Regions from separate parts of the Homo sapiens genome. Here regions 2 and 3 are each linked to region 1. Evidence: chromatin loops called from intact Hi-C (ENCODE). Cell type or tissue: endothelial cell of umbilical vein. All regions are shown on one strand.

What was found. Peaks named below come from ENCODE experiments on the same cell type or tissue, not always from the same donor. Only the 100,000 strongest peaks of a DNase experiment are listed, where the experiment ranks them.
Region 2: it touches region 1 in a loop (4-fold over the local background); 3 of 110 quality-filtered maps call a loop at or near these places.
Region 3: a loop joins it to region 1, with 3.0 times the contacts of the local background. A loop is called at or near these places in 10 of 110 quality-filtered maps.

The regions. Positions count from the first base shown.
Region 1 is chr18:48,899,283-48,907,282 of GRCh38, forward strand. All of the region lies in intron 2 of LOC124904355 (a long non-coding RNA gene), which reads right to left. Among named protein-coding and RNA genes, the nearest start is that of SMAD7, 48 kb to the right of the region's middle. In endothelial cell of umbilical vein, a CTCF peak has its summit at 3,398; a DNase peak (open chromatin) is centred at 2,889; H3K27ac peaks cover 2,016 bases.
Region 2 is chr18:49,174,028-49,182,027 of GRCh38, forward strand. All of the region lies in intron 14 of DYM (dymeclin), which reads right to left. Among named protein-coding and RNA genes, the nearest start is that of MIR4744, 130 kb to the left of the region's middle. In endothelial cell of umbilical vein, a CTCF peak has its summit at 4,957 (motif pointing left); a DNase peak (open chromatin) is centred at 3,174.
Region 3 is chr18:48,829,865-48,837,864 of GRCh38, forward strand. All of the region lies in intron 10 of CTIF (cap binding complex dependent translation initiation factor), which reads left to right. It overlaps CTIF-AS1 (CTIF antisense RNA 1), which reads right to left. Exons shown (of 3, transcript XR_935449.3): 3 at 1-5,135. Among named protein-coding and RNA genes, the nearest start is that of CTIF-AS1, 8.0 kb to the right of the region's middle. RefSeq lists enhancers at 2,810-3,473, 5,936-6,836, 6,837-7,736 and a silencer at 3,074-3,368. In endothelial cell of umbilical vein, no CTCF peak of the experiment used is centred here; a DNase peak (open chromatin) is centred at 4,997; H3K27ac peaks cover 760 bases.

The sequences.
Region 1 (8,000 bases):
AGCCTAGGCGGGTGGATCACAAGGCCAAGAGATCGAGACCAGCCTGGCCAACATGGTGAAACCCTGTCTCTACTAAAAATACAAAAATTAGCTGGGCGTGGTGGCACGCACCTGTAGTCCCAGCTACTCGGGAGGCTGAGGCAGGAGAATCGCTTGAACCTGGCGGGGCGGAGGTTGCAATGGGCGGAGGTTGCAATGAGCCGAGATCGCACCACTGCCCTCCAACCTGGTGACAGAGCAAATCTCAAAAAAAAAAAAGACCACTTACAACTCAATAATTAAAAGACAAATAGATCAATTTTTAAATGGGCAAAGGCTATGAATAGACATTTCCACAAGGAAGATATACAAATGGCCAATAGGCACATGCACGTGAAGAGAAACTTAACACCATTAGTCATCAGTAAAATGCAAATCAAAGCTACAATGAATGAGATAACCACTTTACATCCACTCGGATGGCTAAACTCAAAAAGTCAGATAATAGCAAGTGTTGACAAGGATGTGGAGAAATCAGAACTTTTATACACTGCTGGTGGGGATGTAAAATGGTGCAGCCACATTGGAAAATAGTCCGGCAGTTCTTCAAAAGATTAAACATAGAGTTACCCTATGACCCAGCAATTCCACTCCTAGTTATATGCCCAAGAGAAATGAAAACACATGGTCATATAGAAACTTGTACACAAACGTTTATATCAGCATTATTCATAATAGACAAAAGATGGAGACAACCCAAATGCCTATCAACTGATGAATAGGTAAACACAATGTTGTACATCCATATGCAATGGAATATTTACTCAACCAAAATGAGTGAACCCTAATGTAAACTATGAACTTGGATTGATAATTATGGGTCTGTGTTGGTTCATTGATTGTAATAAGTGTACCACATTGATATGGGATTGTTGGTGGCTGGAAAGGCTGAGAGGGAGAGGAAGTGGTATATGCAAACCCTTTGTACTTTCCACTCAATTTTGCTACAAACCTAAAATTGTTCTAAAAATCTTAAAACTTTTTTTAAAGTCAAAAAAAAAAAGGAATGAAGTATTTATACATTCTATAACACAAGTGAACCTTGAGAACATTATTTTCAGCCAGTAACAAAATACCACATATTGTAGGATTTCATGTATATAAAATATCCAGAACAGGGCAATCTATAGAGATGAGAAGCATATTAGTGGCTTTCTAGGGCTGGTGCAGGGGAGAGGGTGGAGAGAAGAAAGTGGGTGGTAGCTAAAGCATGCAGGATTTCTTTTTGGAGTGGTGAAAATATTCTAAAGTTGACAGTGGTGAGTGGTAATGGTTGCCCATACCTATGATTGTACTAAAAAACCCTTGAATTGTATACTTTAAGTGAGCAAATTGTATGGTATGTGAACTATATCTCAATAAAGCTAGTAAGAAAAAGACATTATTGGGACAACTGAAACTAAATGTGCATGGTGGACTAGAAAGTTGTGTTAATATTAAAGCTTTCTGATTTTGATAATTGCAAAAAACTTAATGGACGTCCCTATAAGGTACTATCATTATTCCCATTATATAGATGCAGAAAGTGAGGAAGAACAAGGTCAAGTTACTTGTCCAGGATCACACAGCAGCCTAAGAGCCCTTAGTTTTTACCTCCTCCTTGCTTCTCTTAGCACCCTGGTCTTTCCCTTCATAGCACTTATCACAATTGATAATTTTACATGTTTTGTTCTGCAAGATGATAAGTTCACTGACGATAGTGACAGGTCACCTCTGATCATCACTTCTCCATATATTTAAACAAATATTTATTGAGCCTACTGTGAGCCAGGCCTGCATGCACAAAGGTCGGTGAGAATATTCTAGTACAGGGCTTGGCTCATAAGTGGATGCTCAACAGATATTTGTAGCTAGGATGGAAGGGTAGATGAGTGTATGGATAGGTAAATGGATGAATGGATGGGCAGATGGCTGTGTGGATAGGTAGATAATTGGATGAGTGGATGGATGGATGAATGGATGGATGGATGAGTGGATAGATGGATGGATGGATGGATGGATGGATGGATGGATGGATGATGTGGGGATGGGTAGATGGATGGATAGGTGGATGTGTATGTGGATGGACAGATGAACAGATGGGTGGGTTGAATGGGTAGGTGCATAAGTGGAAAGGGAGCTTCTGGGAAAAGGCTGATTGGGCTTGCCCAGGCACAGTACCTGGTGTCATCCTCCTCACCTAGCTATCTTCCCCTTCCTACCTCAGCCTCTACCCAGGTCCCCATCTTCAGACCCATCACATCCTGAGAAACACACCCACTGTACAGACCCTCCTGTCTTCCTCCACCAAGGCTGTCTAAATCATCCTTCAAGGCCTTGCCAGGCCCCACTCCTCCAGGAAGCCTTCCTAGCTCATGTGGTCTGCTTCTCTTCTGCACTCCTAATTCACAATATTGATGGACAACCCATATCATCACATCGGTCATCCTGAATAGATGCTCCTGAGATGCAGACCTGGAGCCTGGGAAGGGCCGGGCTTCCTCCTCCTCTGCTGTCCTAGGGGCTGGTTAGTGACAGGCAGGGGGTGAAGCCACTGCATTGGCTACAAGGCAGGAGTCACAATCTCTCCCTTGATGGAGAAGGAGGACCCGGGTGAAGCCCTTGCTAGGGGCACAGGCAGGAGGAAGATCTCAGCCATGCCAGCTTCAGAGGAACTGCCAGGCCAACCCTGGGGGAGGCTGGGACCAAGCCCGACCCTCAACCAGGCTGGGGCTGGGCTGAGCTGGCAGGAGGACGCAGGCAGGCAGGAGGCTGTGCGGGTGCCTCCCTCCCCTCCTCAGCCCGGCCCGACCAGCCCCCAGGCAGGCTGGAGGCCTGTTTGCCTTGGCCCCGGGCCAGGGCCGCCCCGCCAGTGAGTAATGCGTGAGGACCGCCTGGCTCCGGTTCAAGGGAAACGGGCTGGAGACGAGACGGGGCCTTCTAGGCCTTCATGGGGCTAGGTTCCGGGGGCGGCTTCCCAGAAAGTGCCTGCCGAGGCTGCGTTGGGGCCACTGCCAGGCCAGCCGCCCTCCTTCCCCTTTCTCCATCCCCTTTTCTCCCCTTCTTCCTCTGTAGAGACCGAGGAAAGGCAGATCTTGAGCTCCCAGAAAAAGATCATTAGGCATGGCCCAGGACCCAAGGAGAAGGAGCTTGTCAGGACCCCAGCCATCTACCCCACACACCTAACAGAGCCAGCCAGTCCCTGGTCCATTAACCCACACTTTCTGAGCACCCAGTCTCTGAAAGGCAAGGACTTGCTGTCAGGGAGAGCACGCGAGTTCAGGGCATGGGGCATGGGCAGCTCAGAAGCTCTCAGTGCTGGTCCTGGAAGCTGTGGCGCCGGACAAGGCCTCCCTATTTATCTGCCCACATTCCAGGGCTCCTGATGAGGACGCTGCAGCCCAGAGAAAAGGATGGACTTGCCCACGCTGCCCAGCGAGTTAATTGCAGCAAGGTAAGAGCCCATGCCTCCTGCCCATGGGACTCTAGGCCCTGCTGCTCTGAACAGTGGCCTTCTCCTTCAGCTTGCGTGGCTGTCATGATGAAGGGCCACTGCCTAGGATGGTTCTATTTTTCAGTTGCATCCTCCTGGAGCATTTCCGGGGCTTCTGTAACTTTGCGACTCTGCCCTTGGTGAGTGGTATCTTTCTGCTTAGGACCTAAGTGACCACCTGGGTGGAGAAGACACCATGGTCATCAACACCTTTTGGAGGCACAGAGATTCCCAGCCCTCTGGGAGATTTTGCAGCCAACCATGTCCCTATGCCTCTCCAGGCCTCTATCCATGGTCAGTCTTCCTAGTTGCAAAATACAGAACATTATTCTGGCTGAGTTAAGCACAAAAGAAAAGTCATGAGGGGATCCTGGGTAGGTCACAGAATCAACAACATGCCAGAGAACTTCTCCACAGCAGGGGTGGCTGCCAAACCACACCACAGTGCTGGCCTCCTGAGACCCGCACTGGCCCTGCCACAGAGCCCCAGAAGGCTCCTCTCTTTCCACTGACATCAGCACTAGACACCAAACGCTGGACGCTGCTGTTGGCCTAGCCGTCCCTGCTGCCCCCTAGAAACAGGATGTGACCACTGTCCACCTCCGGAATGATTCTCCTACATCCCTGCTTCTCTATTCCCAGACCCTGATCCCAGGACCAGGATGAGGGCATCTGATTGGCCAATCCCAGGTCACATGACTGTACTTGGTCACTAGGGAAGCTGGGAAAGCAAGTATCTTGCTCATTATCCTCTCAATAAGACTCAAGTAAGGGCCGGGCATAGTGGCTCATGCCTGTAATCCCAGCACTGTGGGAAGCCGAGGCAGTGGACCACCTGAGGTCCAGAGTTCGAGACCAGCCAGATCAACATGGTGAAACCCTGTCTCTACTAAAACTACAAAAATTAGCTGGGCATGGTGGCGCATGCCTGAAATCCCAGTTACTCAGGAGGCAGAGGCAGGAGAATGGCTTGAAGCCAGGAGGCAGAGGTTGCAGTGAGCCCGAGATTGCACCACCGCACTCCAGCCTGGGTGACAGAGTGAGACGCAGTCTCAGATTTAAAAAATAAAAATAAAAAACAAACAAAAACAAAACAAAAAAAGACTCAAGTAAGAATTCCCCTAAACCAGATAGAGAGCCAGATGACAGTAGGCTAATCTACAAAAACAAATGTCCTCTCTGTTTCATTCCCCCACCTCCAATTCTTTGTCTATCTCATTATCTGCCCAGACTCTCAAAGTGGACATATGCAGAGAAGTTTGTTGCTGAAAGAGCTTTGGGGTTCAGCATGTAATTGCACTATGTCAGTGAAATTCTTAGCCTAGGACATGGCACTTAATAGGTATTGAACAAAGTCAAGCTCTCCTCCCTGACAAGTACGCAGATGGGCCAGCTGAGGTGGCCTGTGGCTCTGCTAGTTGGCCACAGGATCTGTCCTGGGTTACTTGACTCCTCTCTCTGCTTTCCCATGGCAGACAAGGACAGGGATTAGAAGAAAATGTCATATAAAGTGCTGCAGGATGTGATTCATTCCGACAGAAGAGACTGGAAGCCTTCTTGAAGGAGTAGATGTTTGAGCTGGACATTGAAAGAAGAGATGGGTTTCATCAGCTAGAGAGCAGGGAAATGCATTTCAGGCCAAGGGGCCTGTGTGGAGATGTGGAGATGTGGTTTTTTACAAACAAAATAACTCAATGTTGGATGTTACAACATACTCTCTGCCCTAACTAGAAGTATGGATTAGCAGGGGGCAGCATGCGAATCGAGACAGTGCCCAGGAGGCCCCTGAATTGTTCAAGCCAGAAGCCAGGAGTGCCTAAGCTGAGGCAGTGCCAGCAAAACAAAAACAACTTGACATCCAAAAATTTCCAGTCCAGGGAGAGAGGAAAAACACATGGGGAAGAGCAGAGGGGAATGGAAAGAATGCGACTGCCTTTTTAGGCAGGTGGCTTTTGAGGTGCTGGATTCAGTCCTCAGGGTCCCTTTACACAGTGGAACCAAAAGTAATCAAGAAAGCAACAGGATAGAGTATTCCCCTGCAGGGGGTTCTCCATATAGTTTGAGGCATGAATGGGCAGGGAGTGAATCCCTAACAGGCAAGCTCTGGTAACACCTGGTGGCCCCTAAAAAACCCTCACCTTGTGAACAGGGTGGGTGTAGTCATTTGCAGGGCTTTAGTTTTGCTAAGTGCAAGTCCAGGGCCAGAGTGGAATTGCTGAGACAACAGACCAGAGGCTGAAGCTGCCAGTGGGTCCTTCTTCCCTTGTCTCTTGCTGTGAAGCCCTTGGTTATGCTTAGAAGAAGAAGAAAGAGAAGGAGGAGAAAGGGAGATGGAAAGAAGGAAGGAAGGAGGGAAGGAAAGAAGGCAGCAAGGAAGGAGGGAAGGAGAGAGGGAGGAAGGGAAGGAAGGAAGGAAGGAAGGGAGGAAGGGAAGGAACGAAGGAAGGAAGGAAGGAAGGAAGGAAGGAAGGAAGGAAGGAAGGAAGGAAGGAACGAAGGAAGGAAGGAAGGAATGCAGGCAGGCAGGCAGGCAGGCTACTTAAAGACAATTGGCACCAAAATGAGGGACTAAACCAAGAAAGGTAAAGTCATGGGATGCCGGTAACGAGGGATCCCACCCAATAGAAGGTGGAGGGATGCTTCAGGGTGACTGCTGTGCATCAGGCCTATGAGGCAACCTGTCCAGACTAGGGCAGAGGGCTGGAGACTCCAGAAGGGGAAAAAATTGAACTGACAAACTATCTGGTAGGTTTAACATTGAGAAAAACTATATTGAGAAGTAATTGAAGAGTGTGGAAACCAATGGCAAAAAATACAATGGACTTGAAGCAAATGAAAAGAACCTAGACAACTCAACTTCAGAAATACCAACACATTGTGTAAAAATAATAGATGCAATCATAGTATACTATATGACTCAGGGTGTACAATACGGGCATAGTCATAATAATGTAAGTGTTGGCCACTGGAAAGGGAAGCAATGTGATGCTGCAAGAGAGCTAATCCCCAGCTAGGAGGTTATTAGATGATATCTAAAATTGATGTATCAAGAAACATAAGAATAAGAATATTATTTTGGAATATGGTGATATACAGTAGTACCCCACTACCCTTGAGGGATATGTTCCAAGACGCCCAGGAAGCCTGAAACTACAGATAGTACAGAACCCTACATATTTTTTCCTGTGCATATATACCTATGACGAAGTTGAATTTATAAATTAGATGTAGTAAAAGATTAACAACAATAATAAAATAGAATACCTAAGACAACGTGTCAGCATCACTACTCTTGGGCTTCGAGGCCATCATTAAGTAAAATAAGGGTTACTTGAACACAAGCTCTGCAATACGATGACAGTTGCTCTGCTAACAGACACTACTAAGTGACCAATGGGTGGGAAGTGCCTACAGCATGGACACACTGGACAAAGAGATGATTCACGTCCCGGATAAGACAGAGCAGAACAACACGAGATTTTTATCCGCTACTCAGAATGGCACACAATTTAAAACTTATATATAAATTGCTTCTTTCTGGAATTTTCCACTTAATATTTTCAGACCATGGCTGGGCACACTGGCTCACGCATGTAATCCCAGCACTTTGGGAGGCCAAGGTGGGCAGATGGCTTGAGCCCAGGAGTTTGCGACCAGCCTGGGCAACGTGGCAAAACCTCATCTCTAGGCTGGGCGCAGTGGCTCACGCCTGTAATCCCAGCACTGTGGGAGGCCAGGGTGGGTGGATCACTTGAGGTCAGGAGTTCAACATGGTGAAATCCAATCCCTACTAAAAATACAAAAAAATTAGCAGGAAATGGTGGCACATGCCTGTAATCCCAGCTACTTGGGAGGCTGAGGTGGGAGAATCATTTCAACCTAGGAGGCAGAGGTTGCAGTGAGCCAAGATTGCGCCACTGCACTCCAGCTTGGAAGACAGAACAAGACTCTGTCTCAAAAAACAAAAAACAAAAAACAAAAACAAAAACATCTCTACAAAAGATACAAAAATTAGTTGGGTGTGGTGGCACACACCTGTAGTTCTAGCTACTCAAGAGGCTAAGGTGGGAAGATGCATTGAGCCCAGGAGGTCGAGGCAGCAGTGAGCCAAGATCACACCACTGCGCTCCAACCTGGGTGACAGAGCAAGATGCTGTCTCGAAAAAAAAAAATACATATATATATATATCTCACACATATATCTATCATATATGATATATATCACATATATATAAAAAATGATATATATATATATCACAGGTAACTGAAACAGTGGAAAACAAAACTGCAGATAAGGAGGGACTATTGTAATCCATTCTAATGAAATTTACCCCTGAAAAGTAGCATTGGAGAAATTAAGAAGGGCTTTAACATTTTATTTAATGCATTATTGTGTCTTTTGAATATTTGATGATGAATATATACTATTTTTACATTTTTAATGAATATTTTATATATCCCTAAAAAGTTATAGTGATAAATACTGAAA
Region 2 (8,000 bases), 270 kb after region 1:
TTGTTATGTGAAAGCTGGTTTCATTTCTTTTCATAAATGGCCATTGAATTTTGTCAAATGCTTTTTCTGTACCTACTGAGATGATCATATAGTTTTCTTTTTAAGTCTAATAAAATAGTGGATGGTACTGATTGATTATGGCATGTTAAACCAGACTTACAATTCCTAGGATGGGTCCCAATGGTATCTTTTTCTATGATGATGATGTAGATAAGAATGATGGCAGCTAGCACTTACTGAGAATGTGCTCTATGCCACACATCTCTCTAACCTTTTACATTTGTTAACTAAATATACAGCTCCTTAATGAAGACAGTATTATTATTAACATCACATTATAAGTGATGACATACAGAAGTAAATTAACTTGCCAAGGACTATACTATTCATAAATGGAAGAGCTAGAATTCACAGCCTGGTAATCCGAGTCTAGACCATGGACTCATTACACTACTTCATTATCTCTTATATGGAGATTTATTAATTATGATGGCTATTTTTCTTGTCCAATATGATTCACTCTCACCCCCTACTTTCAGAAACAGAAACTACTTTCCTGAAAAAAGTGAGATTATGACACAGGCTCATTCCCTGAGTCACAAAGATTGGTCAATGAATATAAGCTCTAGTTGAGCCAGCTGGAAATATTCCCTAGGATTTTACTAACTAGAAAGGGTGAGAAAGCTGCTTTTTCTCTCTGGTTAGAAGATTGTAAAGACGTAATCCCGGAGTTGGCTATGGTCACGCTTAGCTTCACAGAGAAAACCCATGTGCAAGAAGAGAGAATGAAGTGAACTTAAGCTGAGACAGAGAGAGAGCGAGAACTGAGGGAAAAGGCTGAAGAAGAAAGGGACAGATAACGATGGTTCTAACAAATACGGAAAACATGTGAGGATTAATACACCATAACAGAAAAAAACATCAAAGCCGACGAAGACAGAACAAATTCATGTTATGAAACTTGTCTCTTTTTACTTGCAGATTATAATAGAAATAGTAACTTCCCAAGCTTTTTTTCTCTATCAAATTATGTCATCTTAATTATTTGTTTGCTTCAATATGCGGCTTCATAGTTGCTCTTAAACTGCTACACACAAGTGTAATGCATATTTGTACTGTAAACATGTATTTTTCCAAATGCCAAGTTCATTTAAGGCCTTGATTGTAGATCCTTGGACAGTGTTCTGCGCACAACATGGTCTAAAATATGCTTACTACTAATTGATGATTTATCTTCTTTTCTATCGTTCTTACTCCAATAAAAGAAACTGCAATGACGTCGGTATTCTTGCCTTACAAAATCAGAAACAAGCAGTCTTAGTTGATTTTAGTTTAAAAATCTTATCTTTAAGGACCAAAAGTTAAAATGAAGGAAAGACTAATTACGTAACAATCTTTACTAAGAACACTGACATTTATACAAAGAAGCAAGGTTAGGGCAGGGTAAACTGCCCGTTCATTCACATTTAATTGCCTTACTAACCATAAACATTATTTTAGGTTTATAATAACTAGCTTAAAATTCATTTCCATCCAGGACAAGAGCTAAAATGATGTTGATTTTATGGAATAAAAGGTGGAGAACAAAATAACAAAACTCAGCACCACCAGCTTGCTGACTGTCAAGTAATGCTTGTTAAAATGCAAATGTCTTGTGACTAGCAGTACACAGCATAATGCATGGACAACAGATGTGTCCATCAGTACACTAAGCACCACACATGTTCTAGTAGAACCTACTGCTCCATATTTCAACACTATAAAGAAAACACAATAACTCATCTTCTTCAAAAACTCTATATATAGTAAAAGCAAAAGACAAAGAAATATATGTGTGATATTTAGTGAAAGAGGTTCCCACCAAAAGGGCACACCCTGCATTGTAACTGGAGAAGCCAATCCTAGAATCCTAAAAACACATAATGTATCTTAGCAAGAACTCAAAATTATAGTACAACATTCAGTATGACCTTCATGGTATGACTGCATAATCAAAAATTATATGTAAACCCAATAATAACTAGTCATACAACATGGCAAAGTATTGGACTAAACAATGTTTCTTTAAAAAAATGCTGAAACTCAGGAATTGAATTTCCCCTAGCTAAGGTAACTAAAGTCAAAATGTGGAAGACATAGAAAGAAAACTGAAAGATGGCTAACAACTTAAAAAATGATGTTACAAAAATTATTACTGATAAAATATGTTGAAAATAATAGGTAAAATACACAATCTGTCAATATACACTCTGGTAACTATACTACCAAATTTATAAGAGACTGAAATAAGAGAATCTAACATTAGCTTAAAGACAATTATTTTCATTTTCCACAAAAACATTCATGCAAATTTCATTTGTGTTTTTAACATAAGCACATTTTTTTTCAATTTTTTTTTTAAGAAACAGGGTCTCATTCTGTTGACCAGGCTAGAGTACAGTGGTGCAATCATAGCTCATGACAGCCTCAAGCTTCTGGACCCAAGTGATTCTCCAGCTTCAGCCTCCTGAATAGCTGGGACAACAGGCACGTGTCACCAAGCCTGGCTTTTTTTTTTTTTTTTTTTTTGCAGAGATGAGGTCTTGCCTTGTTGCCCGCACTGGTCTTGAACTTCTGGCCTCAAATGATCCTCCCACTTCAGCCTCCCAAAGTGCTGGGATTATAGGTGTGAGCCACTGTGCTTGGCTTCTTTCCAATTTTGACTAGATTTGGTCAGAAATGTTATTTAGCAAAAATTACAAAATTAAAAATTGGTAATTTATCTAAAAAGCACTTTACTCCTTTTATACATATTTCATGGACAATGGATTTTAAAAATGTATATATCCTTTATAAACTAAACTACGATGAAAGTCTAATTTTTTATAATTAGTATGCAATTCTAAAGATATCGATCTTATTAGAAGTTTTATGGTATTTTCTCTATTAGAAAATTATGTTCTGTAAAGAAAGAGATTTTCTGACTTGAAAGAAGTTTGGTTGTCTTTTTCGGTGACCCTTTCTTAGTCTCTTGAGAAAATTGCACACCAAGGAAATAGCAAATCTGTCCAGTTTTTTAAAAATCCTATGGCACAGTGTCACTAATTTATGGGAATAATTGGGATCGAAATAACATTGAAAGAGAAAATTCATTTGGAAAGTGGAATGACCTCACAGTGAGTGCAAGAGGAGCCAGGATGGCAGGGTAGAAGTTATTATTATCACAGGTCATAAGGCACTTCCTAAGTGTAAAGAAATTTCCTCTCAGGGGAAACCTACCAAATAAAGCATGTTTACTATATGTCAGATTTTACAAAGATAGTCACAGGAAACATGATACTGCTAACTTTGGGGAAATGCTGCAGAGTACCTATAACTACGTTATAACACAATTGATAGCCAAAATATTTCCCAGGTGTTGGACCCTTAATTTGAGAATCTCAACTGGAACTTTGAAATTTCTTTTTTGCTTAGCCCTTAATCTTAATTTAGTGAATATAATTAGTCTTTGGGATGGCCATAGGAACAGGAAGCCTTAACTGGAATTATAGGTCTTTACTGGTAAATGCCTTTTTTCAACACCTATTAGCTTCATCACTATAAAAAAATCTTATGTCTGTAAAAACTTTATCCATTTATTTCAACTTCCTTTTGATCTTTGTGTACCTAATTATTAATTTATACTTGTCCTACACATTTTTCCCATGTCTTCCTTTATCTTTTGTTTGTAGGTTTGTCTCATTTCTTATGTGAATACAAGTTCAAGGGCACAGATGTCCATTCCTCTTTTCTTCTTTTAACACTTCCACAATGCCTCCTGTATATACCAATGGTTTCAGTGGGTTAATGATCCCTCATTTTCCTTTTAAATAAACTATCTACTGACTGGTGGATAAGATATTCTTTGAGTTAAAGTTCTAAAACTACTTTTTAGAAAAACCACAAAACCAATCATATATTTACAGTAACTTCATAAGAAACCCATCTCTACTGTGACTCATCCTGAATAAAGAAGTAGCTCCCTTTCCAACCTCTTAATACATAAACCGAAACCACAAAGAGAGAACAATTTCCATGAATGAAGTTGTTATCAATGCCTATAGGAAAGCCATGGATTTAACTCCTTAGGCCTTAAATTAGAATCTTAATTTAACACAGTTCTCAGAAAGCTCAGTTACTGGCTTCCTCAGTGAAAGCTTCTAAATAATAAAAGCAACAAAGAAGAAAGGAAAACCAGAATGGGAATATGTGGAAATGGGAAAAATCTAAGAGTAGTGTGACCAAAAAGAGAAAAATGGGCCTCAACATCAAAGAAGGAGCAAACTCAGAATTCCACTATGGTTTAGTACATCAGTACATGCTCAAATCAACAACCCTGCAGCAATGAGAAAAAGATTCAAATGTGTGTAAGGTCTTTACTTCAAACTCCTAAAAGTCTGCAATAGCAAGATCTCTATCCCAAATACTTTCTAACATTTTTAAGGTGGCGCTTTAGTGAAACATACTTTTGTTATTTGGAAAATATGTGGAACTGCACAATTCCCAAGAATGCTAGATAAATGATGTATCACTTAAAGATTCTTATGGTTTCAAATAGCCCAGTTATTTCAATATCAACAGAATATTTCCAAAATGATAAAATTATAATTCTTTCTAATAAAAATACACTAACAATAGAGAAAATAAACGATAGTAATCCTCAGAAATAACCATGGATTAAATGTACTTTTGGAATATAGTCCTTTATTATAACTACCGATAATTACAGAGGTAGAATTCTATCAGTAGTTTTAAGAATGCCACCATCTCCAGATAATATTATAGATCAAATCAAGTTGGGTATAACCTGATAGGAAATAATCTATTTTAAGAACTGTAATTAATGTTTAACCATGTAACCCCCCCACCACGCCCCCATTTTCCTAAAACCCAGACATAAATTCATGCTTCGTGCTCCCTCTGCTGGCTCAAAAGCTACAGTTAATTCCCATTACAGCACACTGAAGGGCATTGATACATTATATTTGGGATCTTCACAATGTAATCCAGCTCCCTTCTTTGAGTGTTGATGAAAAACAAGAGAGGTGACAACTAGACCACAGTCACAAAGCTTTCTGAGAGCCAGAACAACTCTGGTCTTTTGACTCCCAATCCAGTGCTCTTTCCATTCCATAATGATCTCACTGCCTTCATGTATGAGACTATTACTGAACTTTATTTTGCTATGAGTTATTTAAAATCTGAAGCTCAGTAGCTTTGGGTTACACAGACTTTTCACTGTACTGTAATTACAACTGATAAGGAGATTTGACCAATATTCAGTAAAGATCTATTAGGCTTAAAGAGTGTCTCCATTTCTAATTTGTTTGAACAGTGTCCAATTTAAGACACCTACTGTAAAGTTTCTTGATATACTGAGTACTTAAAATGTCACCTAATGTGATTCTACCATTTGCTTACAAACCATGTCACAACTTTTGACTTGGAATATATAGTTACCACACAATATATCTTCAGGTCTGTCAAAACCATAAAGTTATTTTGTTGTGATGATGATGATGATGATGACAACAACGATGAATAGGCTTATAGTTACCATCTATAGAGTATCTATTACACAACAAATACAGGATTGGGTCTTTAGAGAAATCATTGTCAACATAAGGTAGATATTACTATCCCTATTTTACAGAGAAGGGAGCTGAGGGAAAGTAAATTGCCCAAGGTCTGTTTAACACGAAGTATCTACTGCTTCCTCTGTATGTAAATGCTTTGATATTTTGTTCATTCTTAATCAGCAGAGATAGCAACAGTAAAATAATCTCTTACTACCAGCACCATCATTTCCACTTAAGGCAAAAAAAGAAAGCAAAAGATACTTTATTCAAAGCATGAATCTGTTGAACTTCTTTAAAGTTTATACTAAAGTGGAGAGGGTTAATATTTTCCTTACTTTTGGTAGAGGAAATTACATGACCTAGACTATAAATGTTAGTATTTAATTCCAGTTTACTTTTGTATAATAGATGTATTTAATTATTTGTCAAGTGATCTGTTGTATGGAAAAACCTAACTCTAGTCTGATAACAATGCTAGTTAGATAGAAACAAACAGTCCCAGATTAAAGAATCTAATCTGTTCAGTCAAAAAGTAAATATTTATTAAGCTAGAATATACAAGTCTATCTTTGTAAGGAAGACTTTTTTCTTGATAAGAGATATAAATTATTATCTAAATCATGGACAGCTTTTATTCAAAATGAAGTTTAATTTCTGTGTTCCTTTTGAAACCAGAAAACTATAGATGTCAGTGCCCATCCTCGTTCTCTGGTAGTGATTAGTTGTTATTTTCATAAATGGGAATCATATTAAATAAAGAATTTAAATAGGAAAACAATGTTAAAGTGAACACCTTTCTCAATTATTTATCAGTAACCTATATGGACAGTACAGGCAACAAATGTCAATATTCTAGAAATGAGAAAGTAGCCTATGGTAAACTCCACATTAAGGAACTTAAAGAAAATTGATAAATGATTGTAAATTTTAACCTTGCACAATTTAACATGATAAACTTGATACCTGGGGCACTACAGCTAGCATCATATAATATTTATGGATACCAATGATTTTTCAACTGAAAGATAAAATAACCTCATTTTTGATGTTATGCAGAAAGGAATATAGGCTAATTCAGACACATTTGTATTTAAACACCCACTCCTCCATTTAATAGCTCATGGGATTTCTGACACTTAATTTTTCTGAGACTCAGTTTCCTTATACTTGGTGATAATGATGGTGGCAGTTAAGAGTTGCTGTGATGGTTAAATTGAGGGAATTAATGTAAAAACCCTTAAGAGAGAACCTATGGAAAAAGTCACCATTCAGTTCCAATTGATTTCTGGCATGGAGGACTGTGGGCTCTGCATTGCCAGCTATTCCAACTTGTTATATGTTAGCAACAAATTCTAACTTCAAAAAACCAAAACCAAACAAACAAAAAAAACTGTGCAAACCAAACACAGCACCTCTCTAGCCTGAGTCCAGGCTGCAGGCCGTTAGTATGCAGTTTCTGATTTGGAGAATCACTGGAAATACCACGTCATGAAATGCAGCAAACCATCTAGAGTCAAGGTCGTGTTGGAGTTAGATGGGTATTTTAAACAAAAGAGATGTGCTCTGGTAAGAAAAAGTCAAGGATAAAAGTTAAGATGATTTATGAGAGAAACCCAAAGCAAAATGAATGTTTCCGTGGAACAGCATGATTTTGAGATCACTCAGAACTATATTTATATGCCAATGAAAAAATCTTTAATTTTTACATAAATGCATTTTAATTTAATCCTTGATCCCCCAGTAAAGAGAACATGTTATTCTGTTTTACGAGACACAAACCAGCTGGTTTATAATAGAATTGTCCAGAGTCCCCACAATACAGGTTGAATTTCCTTCATCTGAAATGCTTGGAACCAGAAGTGTTTTTAATTTTGAATTCCTGCAAATTTTGGAATATTGGCATGATACTTACCAGGTGAACATACCAAATCCAAAAATTTGAAATCCAAAATGCTCCAGTGAATGTTTCCTTTGAGTATTATGTCGGTGCTCAAAACGTTCTGAATTTTGGAGCATTTTGGATTTTTAGATTAGGGATACCTAATCTGTGTAACCATCATATGTTCAAGATACAGCCCAAAATTACTCCACATACAATCTTGGCCAAAGGTTTATCATTTTTGTTGATCTTCTCAAGGAATGAGCTTTTGGTTTTAATTTTATCTACTGCATTTGTTTTCTATATCAGTGATTCCTGCTTTTTATTATTTTTATTTTATTTTGGGCTTAATTTGTTGTTCTTTTTCTAGTTTCTTAAGGTGAAAGCTGAAGTCACTGATTTGAGATCTTTCTTTCTTTCCAATATAGGCATTTCAGGCTATACCTTCCCCTTAAAATACTGCTTTAGTGGCAGCCATCCCACAACATTTGATATGTTCCATTTTCATTTTCACTTAGTTTAAA
Region 3 (8,000 bases), 69 kb before region 1:
TTGCCTTCAGATGTGAATGATGTTTAGGGAACTAACTTTTCTCCTCCCTTCTGTCCACCTCAAGACCAAGCCAGGCTCCAGCTCCTTCTTGATGGCTCTGCTCTCATTGCCGCCAGCACTGAACTGTAGGTCAGAGTGTGGGCGGGGCCAGGCCTTTTGAGAAAGAACCTCCAGGATCAGCCTTCTCTTGTAGCCAGGAAGAGGAGGGGAATGCTAGGGGAAGAAGGTGGGTTTCGGAGGCAGACAGTCTTCTGCAGCTTACCCTCTCTGGCCCTTGGGTAGATGTGTTAATTATTTTTGTTTGTTTGTTTGTGTTTTGAGACAGTGTCTCGCTCTGTCACCCAGGCTGGAGTGCAGTGATGTGATCTTGGCTCACTACAACCTCCGCCTGCCAGAGTCAAGGATTCTCCTGCCTCAGCCTCCTGAGTAGCCGGGATTACAGGCGTGTGCCACCACACCCAGCTAATTTTAGTATTTTTAGTAGAGACGGGGTTTCACTATGTTGGCCAGGCTGATCTCAAACTCCTGACCTCAGGTGATCCGCCCACCTTGGCCTCCCAAGGTGCTGGGATTACAGGCTACAGGCGTGAACCACCGCGCCCGGCCAGATTTGTTGATTATAAATTGACTTCCTCCCTTCCCTGTAGCTCACTGTCTGAGAGGTACACCACCCCCAAAAAACAAAGACATGAAATAAAAGGATGGGTTCACAGCATATTTTATATTGTATAAACTGAAGTGCTGCTTACTGGGAAAAAATGTGGAAGAACACAGTAGAATAAGGCTCAGGACCTTGGTTCACTCTCTGGGAGAAGGCCCTTCTTCTAGGTGCCTGTCCAGGGCTCTGCTCAGAAGTCAGTTTCTCAGACCCCCCCCCGACCACGCCCCAGCCTGTCCCCCCACCACTGTCCCCAGCCTGACTGCCTTCTCTTCATTGCCCTACTAGTGCCTGGCTTGGAGTTTTCTTTGTTAATCGCTTATTTTCTGTCTCTCAACTAGCATGGAAACTCTCTCAAGGCAGGGAACGTGTCTATTCACAGCTGTATCCCTGTGCCTAGAATAGTGCCTGGTATATAGCAGGTCCTCAGTAGATACTTATTGACTGAATTAAGGAAGTAGAGTGCCTAGACTGAGCAAAGCCAGAGACAATAGTCAGCCCTTCTAGAATTCATCTGGAATGATTTCTCAGTGGAGATAAATCCAGAACCCTTGAAGGGGCAATGTGAGTGAGCAGAGTGGGGCTGGCTGGTAGTGGTCCCTGGAGATGAGCTCAGAACGGGAAAGGGAAAAGAAACACCCCCCATCACCCCAGCAAGCAAGCCCAAAAGGGGCATTTGTGCCCACACTGTGAGTGAACCAGTGCAAACAGTGCTCTCAGCCTGCGAAGCTGCCTCTGTTCTGTCCCTGCCTTTGGTTAAGTGGCCTTTTCTCAACAACCCTCCACCGAGCTTCATATGAGATTCAGTCTGTCCAAAGTCAGAATCCCACAAACCACAATCTTTAGGAGAAGTCAGGAGGAGCTTCTAGCAAAGCTCCCTGGACCAAGAGCCCATGGGGAAGGGATTGTTGTGGGGGCCTGGGCACCTGCTGTACACTGTGACAGCGCTCAGCAGGGCCCTCCTCACTGCCCCTCCCATGAGGAACGGAGGAAGTTAGGAGTATGTGCAGGGGGCACGAAGGGTGGGAGAATGGAGTGGGTGGGAAAGGACACCCACAGTCACAGACCTTGAAGATGACGGAAACCTTGACAATTACAGCAGAATTCACCTATGGAGCAACATGGCCAGTAACAATATAACGTGAGCCACGTGTAATTTTACATGGCCTAGTAGCCACATTTTAAAAAACTGAAAAGGGAACAGGTGAAATTAATTTTATGCTGTCTAATATATCCAAATAATCACCATTTTAACGTGTAATCAATATTAAAAAGTACCAATGAGATATTTTTTACGTTCTTCTCTTTTGGTACGAAGTCTTTGAAATCCAGTCTGTAGTTTACACTGAAAGCAGCTCTCAATTTGGACTCAGGCACATTTGAAGTGCCCAAGACCACATGTGGCCTGTGGCTATTACGCTGGACCAGGCGGTCTGGAGGCAGCTTCTGGAATCCTCAGGCTTTTGGAGCAGTTCTGGACCCCTAAAGTAACTGGATTCCCAAAGTCTCAAAAGTACTTTTCATAGCCTCTCATAGCACCAGGCAGCAAAGGGGCACCATGAATACTAAAACCTCAAGCTCACAGCCAGTGTGCGTGTGGGGGCTGCCTGGCTGGAGAGCTCCCTGCAGGGTCTGGAAAACGTGGTCCTTCTTTTTTTTTTTTTTTTAAGACAGGGTCTCCCTTTGTCACCTAGGCTGGAATGCAGTGGCACAATCAGGACTCACTGCAGCCTCAACCTCCCAGGCTCAAACAATCATCCCACCTCAGCCCCCCAAGTAGTTGGGACTCCAGGTGTGCACCACCACCCCCGGCTAATTTTTTGTATTTTTAGTAGAGACGGGGTTTGCCATGTGGCCCAGGCTGGTCTCAAACTCCTGGGCTCAAGCAATCCCGCCTCAGCCTCCCAAAGTGCTAAAGAGGGGGAAAAGGTAGGAAAGAAGAAACACATAGAAAGGGAAGAGAAGGGCTGTGGCAGGGGTGGCCAGTTGCGTGACAGGGATAAGAGAATCCACGGATAGGGACACAGTGCTGGGCAGGGCTGGGCAGCTGCCACCCTCTCCTCACAGCAGCTCGACAGAAATCGTGGCCGAGTGTGTGGAAGGCACAATTAGCTCATTCTTGCATTGCCCCTTGATTACACAGGACTACCATTTCTGTAATTAAGACCTTCTCCCTTACTCAGAAGTATTGAAACATGAAAGTATTTGCTGAATCTGGTTTCCCAGGGTTAAAAGCCAGACTTAGGAAACGCAAACACACTTGTGGAAATGCAAACACACATTCAGTAATTAATTATCCTTTAATTAAGGCCAAAACCCTGCTGAAAACAATTAGCTCTAGAAATTGAACAGTAGGTACAGCTCCACTTTTTGCTGATTGTTCTTTCCTGATAGTCAGGAAGTGCTGAGTCTGGGGGGCGGAGGTGGTAGGGAATGAATTAGTCTGCCGCTTTTGGTCTGGACTGGACCAAGCTCTACTTTTTTTGGAAATGTTAGTCAGAGGAGAGTTTGAGGTGTGGGGAAGGGCAAAGAGGATGTGGTTTGGGCAAGGGGAGGCGAGAGGCTGCCCCAGGCTTGGATGCATGCCATGGGAAGTCTCAGAAGCTCCTGCTGGCCACACAGAGGTGGCTTGCCTGGCTGGAGTGGAGGGCGTGGGCCAGGGATTAGCTGACTGGAAAGCAATTAGATGAGGTGCGGCTGGCTGGGAAAATACCTGGAATCCCAGGGCCAGAGTTGAGACTTGCTTGGCTAACGCTGCAGGCGGGAGGCCTCGTGGGGCCTGGGGAGTGGAAGTGCCCACCAGTGAGGGTGGGAGGGTAGCCGTGTGGGCTGCGAGTCTTGGATGCCTCTTGCTGATGCGGAGAAGTGGATGAGTACAGATAGTGTGGGCTCGGAGGTCCTGCAGCCCTCTGGGAAAGATGCCCTCTTTCCCATTTCCTCTCTCTAAATGCCCCCCTGCCCCCGCCGCCCTCCACCTCTCCTCAGACTCCTTGGACGTTCCTAAAGCCTGCCTAGTCCCATCAGATCACCTCACCCCTTTCCTAGGTAGGAAGATGTAGGTGCACAGTGTCCCCCTTCCGGGGACTTTCACATTTTGAAAGGAGGGGTGGGGAGAGAAAAATGTGTGCCCCAAAGGAACAAAAAGGGTGCTTGGGATTTGGGAGGGGTAGGGAAGGTCACTGGCGCCACCAAACTCTCCCCAGAAAACACCTGCATGCTTAAAAGCTTACCTAGAACCCCCGAAGCCTGGCCTCTGGATGGGGGGCTTCCCAGGTAAGAGCCCCTGCTCTAGAAGTGGAATGTTAGGTTTTCATACAGGCAAGAGGGAAGGTCTTTATTGGTCAGAGGGGCCTTCCAGATCACCCTCAAAGCAACTGTGCAAAAGATTCCAAATGTTGGCCCAGCGCAGAGCAGGACTCTCTCAGATTCCAAAAGCCCCTGACAGCTCATTTTTTCCCCAGAAGGGACCCCAGCTCTTGCACAAACCCCTTCTCTCCCCTTCCCCCTCCTTTCCCCTCCCCTCCCCTCCCGTTCTCTTCCTTTCCCTTCTCTCTGTAGATGAGGGTCGGCAAATGTCTGGTATGAAGGGCCAGATAGTAAATATTTTAGGCTCTGCAGGCCAAGAGGCAAAGCCGAGTTTAACCACATCCCTGCGAGGTGTAGGGCGTGAGCAGCAGCATGTAACCAGGAGAGCAAGCGCCTCCACTCTGTCTTCATAGCGGAAAAAGCAGCCGTAGACGATATGCAAATGACTGAGAGTGACTGTGTGCCAACGAAACCTTATTTATGGACACTGAGATTTGAATTTCATATAATTTGTATATGTCACAAAATATTCTTTGATTTTTTTCCCCAACTACTGAAAAATGGAAAAAACTATTCTTAGCTCATGGGCCATAAAAAGCAGGCCATGGCCAGATTTGGCCGGTGGACTATAGTTCGCCCCTCCCTGATCCCGCTGTGTGGTTCTCAAGTGGGAAACGCTCCTCTCCTCCAGATGGTTTCAATGCACATTAAAGTTTGAGAGCCACTGTCATAAAGGAGAATTTGCAGTTTCCCAGGTGATGCTGATGCCGTCATTAGGGGGATCCCACACTGAATATGCCCAATCTAGTCTGACCTTCACCCTATTTTACAGATGGCAAAACTGAGGCCCAGAGGCAACGTACCTCTATCATATGAGCCCAGGGAAAGGCTTCTTTGTCTCAGGATGCAGAGCTGGGTGGTTTTCTATCTCTAGCCGCCTTCAGCGATCTGCCCTGCCAGCTCACACTGCCCAAGGCTCTAGCCGAGATACAGGAAATGTGGATGTGTCCCCCGGAGCCCGAGAGCAGCAGGGCTGCAGTGAGTCATTTCCCGTGAGTGGAGCTGGCATGCGCTGAGCCTTCCTCGTGCTGTCAGTTCGCTCCCTTCTGACCACTCCAACCTGCGCTTTAGAGGAACTCCCTGCCAGCTTCCGGGAAGCGAAAAGCACCCTCTGTGAGAAGGGAAAAAGGAAAGAACCAAGGTTTGCGTGTCAGACTTGCGTGATTTCAAATCCCATGTTCGTGGTACTGCCTGGGACTTGAAACAAATTCCTTCACTTCCTTGAGCCTCAGTTTCCATCAGTAAAATGAGAAAACAGCCCCTGCCTCTGCGGGGTTCCCAGAAGACCTGGAGATTAAATCTGTCCAGTGTCAGGCACACGGCAGGGAATTTTTATGGTGTCTTTATTGGCCATCCTGGCATTATGCATTAGCCACAAGGGTACCCAGCCTCAACCTCAAAAGCCACAGAAAAAGGCCACCTGATCCTCCAGACAACATGTGTGGCCATGGCTGTGCTGATGGTCTTACAGAGGCAGTCACTGTCCTACACTCCTGAGACATTGCCATTGACGATTTAGGTTGTGCTGTGTAAGGCTCATGTACTTGGGTCCCTTGGTGGCCTTCAGGGTCTGAGAACCCTGAAATTGTATGCAGACATCTGTGAACCTGTGCAGAGGTGCATTTTTCTGGGAGAGGTGCAGATTTTTCATCGAGATCCTCAAAGGGATCCATGCTCCCAAGAAAGCTAAGGATCCCACATCTATAAGCACAGTGCAGAAGGGAGCCCCAGACTTTCAAGGCATATTCCTGGATTTGAGAATCAGCTCCCTGACCCCCATGAGTGGCCTTGGGCACACTGGAGATCATCTGATCTCCCCCCTCTGGCGTGGTCCATAAAGCAGTGATGGGACTATGTGAGGATCAAGTAGGACATGTCAGGCCAGGTGTGGAGAGGGGACTGTGTGGGAGCTGTCGGTCATGGTCCCTTCCCACCAAGCCCCCCACCTGCCCTCACCCCTGACTTGGCTGCCCCCTACTCAACCTTTGGGTTTCCTCTGCAGAGAAGCCTGCCCTGATCACCTCATCCATCCAAAGGGGGCTCCCTCCCAGCTCCCTGTTTGCATTTGTCATTCTACCCCTCTGCCCCCCACTGTAGGTGGCCTGGGGACAGGCACCGGGCTGTTTGGTCCCCATGGCCCCAGGCCCTCTAGCCCATGAACATTTGCTGCAGGAAGGCACAAATGCATACCCCCGCCCTAGGAGCCACTGCCTTGGAGCCCACCCACCTCCAGGCCCCACCTCCCTCCTCCCCCAGCAGCTGCTTCTCTAAAGAGGCAGCTCCCACTGTGCTCTGGAGCATTCAAGATCCCAGCAACAAAGTCAGAGTTAAAAAGTATATTCTGTGCTTCTCCTGGAGCTGACGTGGTCCCATCAGGTGCCCCCTCTTGAGCACAGCCAGCAGCCCCCAGAGAGGCCCTGGGCTGCCCTTCAGGGTCCCCATGCTCAGCCTGGTCTTTTTCAAGGCCTGATTCTAAGGGCTGTGTGGGCCCTGCTTGCTCTGCCTGGAGGACAGTGGGGTCACCACTGGCATCTAGGGGACCCCTCCACCACCCTGCTGCCCCCTAAGATGCGTATGGGGCAGGCCCTCCAGCTTCTCACACCTCAACTCCAAAGGCCTGGGCGATTATGAGGCACCAGTGAGTGAGATCCCCAACCAACCCCATCACTTCAGCCCTCCAGGTCCCAACATCCCACCAGGTCCCCCTGGACTGCCAGCACCTGCCATTCCCCTAGAGGGGCAAGGAAGCAGGGTGGGAAGCCCCAGGAGACTGCCGTTGGTCATGCCCAGGTAAGGATTAGCCAGGCCTTCCTCCTCCACTCCTCTCCTCTTTGCCTGGTGCAGGAACAACCAGCTAGGAGTCAGGAAATCTGAGTTCTGGTGCTGGCTCTGCTGCCACCCAAGCTGTGCCTCTGGTTTCCTCCTGGGCACCGCACATAGATGCCATCTGTGAGTGTGTCCCCTGCTTAGTCCACATCACCTGCCATCAGCCTGCTGAGAGGGCGCCGGGGCCCAGTGGGACACCCTGGGAAATTGTCAGCTACTAGTCCTGCATCCCTGCCCACATTTGGGCTGTTTGTCCCTTCCCATCGCATAAGGAGCGGGGAAGGGCAGGAAACTGAGGCAGCCAGGGTTTGACAGCAAAGCCTGCACTGCCTGGCCTGGGGGCAAAGGAGTGAGGTCCAGAGGTTACGAGCTGCCAAGGACTGGGGACCTCATCTTTCTCCTCCTGGCTCCCATCCAATGCCCAGGGGCTGGGGGGTCTCCTTTCCCGGGGCCTCCCATACACACATTGGTAAAGGGAGGAACAACAGCCTCATGGTCTCGGATCCAAATCCTCATCCCTGTGCTCACGAGAGCCCCTCCCTAGAGCAAGGGAGCACTGGTGCCTGCCTCACAGGGTGGGGGCGAGAAGGGGGCTGTCTAAGGCCCATCAAGCATTTAGCAGGGGCCTGGCACACATCCCCACTCAGAGGACACCGAGACCACTGTTCATGTCACATCCGGGGTTCAAATTCTCAGTGCTGCAGGAACTCAGAGGAGGAGGAGTGGCCTGGGAGCTGGGGAGGGCTGAGGTCTGGGCTGGGGGAAGCACCTGAAGGCAGGGGTGGAAGCTATGGGCCTAGGGGCACCTGAGCCTGGGTGAGCCCAGCCCAAACTGAACAAAGGCGATTAGAGCTAAGAAGAGGGTCTCAGTCATTTATGGAGCCTCTGCCACTCCCATCCACCTGAAGAGACATTTTTCTCAGTGGTGCCCACTCTGACTGCACCAGAAACACCCAGAGATCTTACTATACAGATTCCTAGGCCCCCACAGCCCTACATAGCCCTAAAATCAAAGAGTGAGGGCTGGATCTGTTTCTCTCCTAGGTGGATCCAGTACAAACACAGGGCTGGGAACTACCCACTGGATGCATCCCTCTCCCTGCTCCCAGATGCCCTGAGCCCCTGCCCCCCACCAACCTGTCCCAGCAGC